2 separate regions of the Homo sapiens genome follow, and region 1 is linked to region 2. The links are chromatin contacts, found by Hi-C in ENCODE. All regions are on one chromosome and are shown on one strand. Each heading gives the region's core, a stretch centred on a gene start or an enhancer-like site at or near the end of the contact. The rest is flanking DNA. Distances are from core to core; before and after follow the strand shown. Region 1 holds the start of CPNE8 (copine 8). Region 2 has its middle 260 kb from the start of ALG10B.

Evidence for each region. Hi-C counts contacts between places; a loop is a spot of excess contacts on that map. Pooled maps may share reads with other maps.
Region 1: a loop to region 2 is called in a map of PC-9, with 9 times the contacts of the local background. The contact joins the promoter of CPNE8 here to the enhancer-like site in region 2. A Hi-C loop is called at or near these places in 5 of 168 maps with a recorded cell type or tissue (Calu3, MCF 10A, PC-3 and 2 more) and 3 of 50 pooled maps.

Annotation. Positions count from the first base shown.
Region 1 is chr12:38,904,171-38,906,870 of GRCh38, forward strand. It overlaps CPNE8 (copine 8), which reads right to left and starts at 1,421. Exons shown (of 20, transcript NM_153634.3): 1 at 1,267-1,421. The coding sequence starts at 1,364. It overlaps CPNE8-AS1 (CPNE8 antisense RNA 1), which reads left to right and starts at 1,542. Exons shown (of 2, transcript XR_007063275.1): 1 at 1,542-2,700. RefSeq lists a silencer at 1,406-1,575.
Region 2 is chr12:38,055,395-38,058,094 of GRCh38, forward strand. No RefSeq gene overlaps it. Among named protein-coding and RNA genes, the nearest start is that of ALG10B, 260 kb to the right of the region's middle. Within about 2 kb of position 1,442, at least 2 of the 41 ENCODE cell types and tissues checked have a DNase peak (open chromatin) inside an H3K27ac peak, as active enhancers do; they include PC-3 and PC-9, where a contact is called at or near this core.

The sequences.
Region 1 (2,700 bases), core at 171-2,670, 850 kb after region 2:
AAAGGAAAGGGAGGATGTGAGGGCATAAAAACAATCTTAGGGCAAAAATGGATAAATGAGGAGCCAGTTTTCCAGTGAGACAGACCCAATTATGCAAACAAGGGAGTGGGCTCCAGGGTCAATATTAATTCGCAAATTAGTGGCCAGTACCAATTTAGCACCATCGCTCATCTCCTTCTCAAAATCATCTATGATATAGCGGTGATGCTGCTTTATTTACAGGGCAACTAACCGAAAGGTCAGGACAACGAGTTTGCAATTTACAGTCTCTGGACAGGGTTGAAAGTCAGTTTTTTTTTGTTTTTTTTTTTTTTTTGAGATGGAGTCTTGCGCTGTCGCCCAGGCTGGAGTGCAATGGCAAGATCTCAGCTCATTGCAACATCCACATCCCGGGTTCAAGCGATTCTCCTGTCTCAGTCTCCCGAGTAGCTGGGACTACAGGCGCGTGCCACCACGTCCGGCTAATTTTTGCATTTTTAGTAGAGACGGAGTTTCACCATATTGGCCAGGCTGGTCTCGAACTCCTGACCTCGTGATCCACCCGCCTTGGCCTCCCAAAGTGCTGGGAATACAGGCGTATAAACTGTACTGAGCCACTGCGCCCGGCCGAGAGTCAGTTTTTACAAGCACTCAGATGTGGGCCCGAAAACAAATCAAAACAAAAGTCGTGACTTCCCAGATCTTAGGTAAGGCATAGATTCGTCTGCAAGGAGGGCCGAAATCTCTACCTATCAGGCAAAAGGCAAAAAGCCCGGAAGGGTCGGGGAGAAGCAAGCTGGAAGGCTCCAGGAAGTGGGTGGGGAGGAAGCTGCCGGGGTTGGAGCCAACCCTAGCAACAGCAGGTTTGCACACGCCTAGCAGAGGAAGTCCCGGGCCTAAGCGTGCAGCGGTCACAAGAGCTTTTGGCAGTGCTGTCCCCTTCGATTCCGGTCATCACCCAACCATCCAGCCCGGGTTTGGGGCGGAAAACCGGCTTGTAAAGTGGGCGGCGGCCGGTGTTCCCACAGCTGAGTCACAGCCCAGCCAACTTTTACAGCGTTTCCCAGAAAGAAAATACAAAGTCTCAGTCCCGGAGCCCACCGCTTCTAATTCCCGCTCCCCTGTGTCACCTGACCCGGGGTAACTCCAGCCCCACTACTGAGATATTTCCCACTCATGGCGCAACTTCTTGCCTGCGCAAAGCCTCGTGGTACCCCGAGCGCTCTCCAAGTGCTACCAACCCCACAGATGAGAGGGCAGGAGAGAGGGGAAGGGCTGCGTCCTCACCTGCAGGACACGGACACCTCCACCCGCGTGGCCGGGATGGCAGCGCTCAGCTGGTTCAAGTCCCCGATGCCCGCAGTGCTGTTGTAGCGGCTGTCCATATTGGGAGGAGGCGCCTTGGACTTGTCCGGCGCCCACAACCACAGCTCGGGCGGACTGAGGGCTAGCTCCCGTCAGGCGGGGATGGGGGTTGAGGGTGGAGGCAGAAGAAGGAGGCGGAGGCAGCGCGCGGGATGGGGGAGGGAAGGGAGGAGGCGGACCTCCGCGCAGAGCCACGAGGGAACCGCTAGCCAGTCCTGGGTGAAACTGACGCTGCCAGGCAAGTGGCGCGCGGGGATCCCGGTTTCCCAGCCCCCTTCCGGCAGGCAGCAGCCCGGGCGGGGGACACACTCCGTGATCCCCTCCTGGCTGGAGGGGTCAGGCTTGGTGGACCCAGCAAGCAGCCTGATGGAGAAGGTGGCACCAGACGCAGACCCCTACCGTCCAGGACCGCAAGCCCTCGCCGGCTCTGCGTGCTTTTAGGTTTTGTCTCCACCTCTGCACACCCACACTCGCCTCCTGGGCCGCGACAGCTTCCTTCTGTCAATCAGGTGTGGACGGGAAGGTCTCGAAGTTTCCTCGCCTGAGTTGAAAGCTGGAGGTGGGGGCACCTCTGCCCGTTCCTAACTGCCCCGTTATAAGGTCCCCCTCCCCACAATTGGTTCTCACCTCGCCCTCGGAGCTCTTGGGAGATCCCTCCGTCCCTCCTACTGTGCCCTCGGGCAGATGAGTCTGGTCCCAGCTTCTGGACTGCCCACTGTCGGCCACTTGAGAGTTGGGGACGGTGGGGCATTGTGACGCTCTCCAACCTTGGAACACGGTGGCAAAGTGGCCGATCAATATATGGGACAAGTGGGGGCGGGGGGGCGGACTCTAAGGTGGAAAAAACAATACTACTTGGGATTTAAGGAAGCAATCTGGATTCTGTCTCCCCTTGGTTCTTCGGAGCTTAGAGGTCTAACGGCGACATTCCTCCTACAGTAAGGGCTCTTCTGGGTCCCTCGTTTCCAAAGGCATGAAAGTTCTGACCTGAAAATGGGGGCCGGGGAGGGTGATGTCACAACCATATAACGCAGCTCCTTCAGCCGACTCCCACCCGCAAGAACTGAGACCTGACGGATAAAAGCAGAGAGGAGTCAGAGTGAGCGCTGCGTTTGGGAAACTGCATTCCAGGGCAGCAAGACTGGTGCCAAGACGGAGTCGTGGCAAAAGCATCCGGAGGTAGACGAGGCGCCCCTCCACTGCAGGGACCTTTGTTCCCCGCGCCTTCCCTCCTGCCTCACCCGAGCGCCTGCGGGTCCCGGGAGCTCGCCACCAGGCGGCGACGGAGAACAGGATGCGGCGCAGCTGGAAGGCAGAGGGTGGAGAGGGGGCGGGTGTCCGTCCGATTTAACGCTC
Region 2 (2,700 bases), core at 192-2,691:
GGAAAATGACGGTCTCCCCAGGCCAAGGTCACCAGATACCCCGATCCGTTTTTCCCCTCCCAGTGGGATTCTGTACATCCGTCTTGGGGCGACACACAGTCTGCTAGCCACCGACAACAGGCGTGGCGATCACACTGTCTAAAAGCGAAGAAGATAGAAAACAAAACTAACTTACTTAACTGAGTAACTAACGGGGAGAGGGGACTCAGGAAGTCGACCTATAGCAAAAATTACACATCATTCAGAGCATAAGGGCCGCAGTGAAAGGCGGCAGAACACGCGCTTTTAAAGGCTAAAATCTGGGCGGCTCACGCCTGTCATGCCAGCAATTTGGGAGGCCCAGGAGAGTGGATCACTTCAAGTCAGGAGTTCGAGACCACCCTGGCCAACATGGCAAAACCCCGTCTCTACGAAAAATACAACAATTAGCCGGGAGTGGCTGTGTGCGTCTGTAATCCCAGCTACTGAAGGCTGAAGCAGGAGAATCGCTGGAATCCGGAAGGCAGAGGTTGCAGTGAGCCGAGACAGCGCCACTGCACCCCAGCCTGGGCAGCAGAGCAAGACACTCAGTCTCCCAAAAAAAAAAAAAAAAAAAGACTGAAATACTCCCCCGCCTTCCTTCCCTTTTCCCCTTCAGAAACTACAGTGGTTTGCAGTTTCTGATCCCTTAAGAGGCAGAAAATATTCCATGGGGCTAACTGTGGCTTTCTTCCATTGCCGCTGAAAGTCCCCCACAAGGCCGGATAAACCCTGACTCAGGTCGAGGAGGTGGTGTTTGGTTTTATTTCTCTCTCTCTCTCTCTCAACTTTTATTTCTTGTTCAAGCATACATGTGCAAGATTGTTATATAGGTAACTTCTGACTGGGGGTTCAGTGTGCGGATTATTTCATCAACCGGGTACTCAGCGCAATACCTGACAGTTTTTATCTGAAACTGTCTCTCCTCCCACTCCTCCTCCCTCAAGTAGAGCCCCGTGTCTGTCGTCCCCCTTTCTCCCCAAGTGTTCTCATTATTTAGTTCCCACTTATAGATGAGAACACGAGGTATTAATTATTTTTGGTTTCATCTTCGGTGATGGTGATAAAAGAGGCATGACCCTAAATCGAGCCTTAGGACACTCCCCTCCGTCCTCACCCCACACCCCCTCCCCACACACACCCTCACCCCTGTACCCCCTACTCAAGCTCAACAAAGGAAGAAAGAAAGTAAAGTAAAAGGTCAGCTTCCAAAGCGGTGGAGGCGGGGAATCTCAAAGGGTGAGCAAGCGGTGGGGGGCGGGGTATGTCCTGGCCAAACTAGCAAAGGTGGGGGACTGACTTTCTAGCCCCACCCCACCCCCCAGTCGCCAACCGCAGCCAGGCTTCTGGTGGGGTGGTGCCTGCAAAAGCTTCTGAATGGAGAGAGGCCTGAGGCTATGGAAGTCACCAGCTCTGACTCCAGGAAGGGAACAAAGCTTTGTGCATTTTAGTGGGGCTTTGGAACGCGGTGCTGTGCCTTCCAAAGTGATGCGCCTCGCCTGGCACAGAGCAAGACTCGTTCTAAAAAAAAAAAAAAAAAAGGAAAAAAAAATAGTAGACTAGTTGTGGTTGTGAATCATTCCCCTGAGGCCAGGCGAAGTGGCTCACGCTCATCATTCCAGCACCTTGAGACGCTGAATCAGGAGGATTGCAACGAAGTGATGAGACTCTAAAAAATTTAAAAGTGATCTGGGCACAGAGGCGCGTGCCTGTGGTCCAGGTACTACTATGGAGGCTGAGGAGGAAAGATCGCTTGAGCTAAGATGTGTCCAGGCTGCAATGAGTGAGCTATGATGACACCACTGCACTCCAGCCAGGGTGACAGAGTGAGACGCTGTCTCTAAATCAATTAATCAAATCACTGAAAGGAGCTCTCTATTTCTTACTTTCAATGGATGTCTCTTTAGGCCAGATGGGCATGGTGGCTCACCCCAGTAATCCCAGCACTTTGGGAATCCAAGGCGGGAGGATTGAAAAAAGAAAGAAAGAAAAAGAAAAAGGTGGGGGGAGGCGTATCTCCTTGACTGGTGACTAAAAGTACACAAACCCAAAAGGAAGGAACGTGTGTAGGATTTGGTAAACGGATCCTGTTTTCTTAAATTACTGTACAGTGTTGTCATCTTAAAGATGAGTGAGGCCGGGGGCGGTGGCTCACGCCTGTAATCCGAGAAGTTTGGGAGGCTGAAGCTGGTGGATCATGAGGCCAGGAGTTCAAGACCAGCCTGACCAAGATGGTGAAACCACGTCTCTACTAAAAATACAAAAATTAGCCAGGCGCGGTGGCAGGAGCCTGTAATCCCTGCTACTGGAGAGGCTGAGGCAGGAGAATCACTTGAACCCAGGAGGCAGAGATTGCAGTGTGCCAAGATTACGGGACACTGCACTCTAGCCTGGGGGACAGAGCAAGACTCCGTCTCCAAAAAAATGAATTAAAAACAAACAAACAAAAAAAAAAGACTAGTGGGCCAGCCTAGCCAACATGGCTAAACCCTGCTTGTCTCTACTAAAAATGCAAATATCAGCCAGGCCTGGTGGCACACGCTGGGGAAGACCACTCAGGGAAGCCGAGGCATGAGAATCACTTGAGCCTGGGAGGCGGAGGTAGCAGCCATCCTAATTCGAGCCACCGCACTCCAGCCTGGGTGAAAGAGTGAGAACCTGTCTCAAAAAAAGAAAGATGAG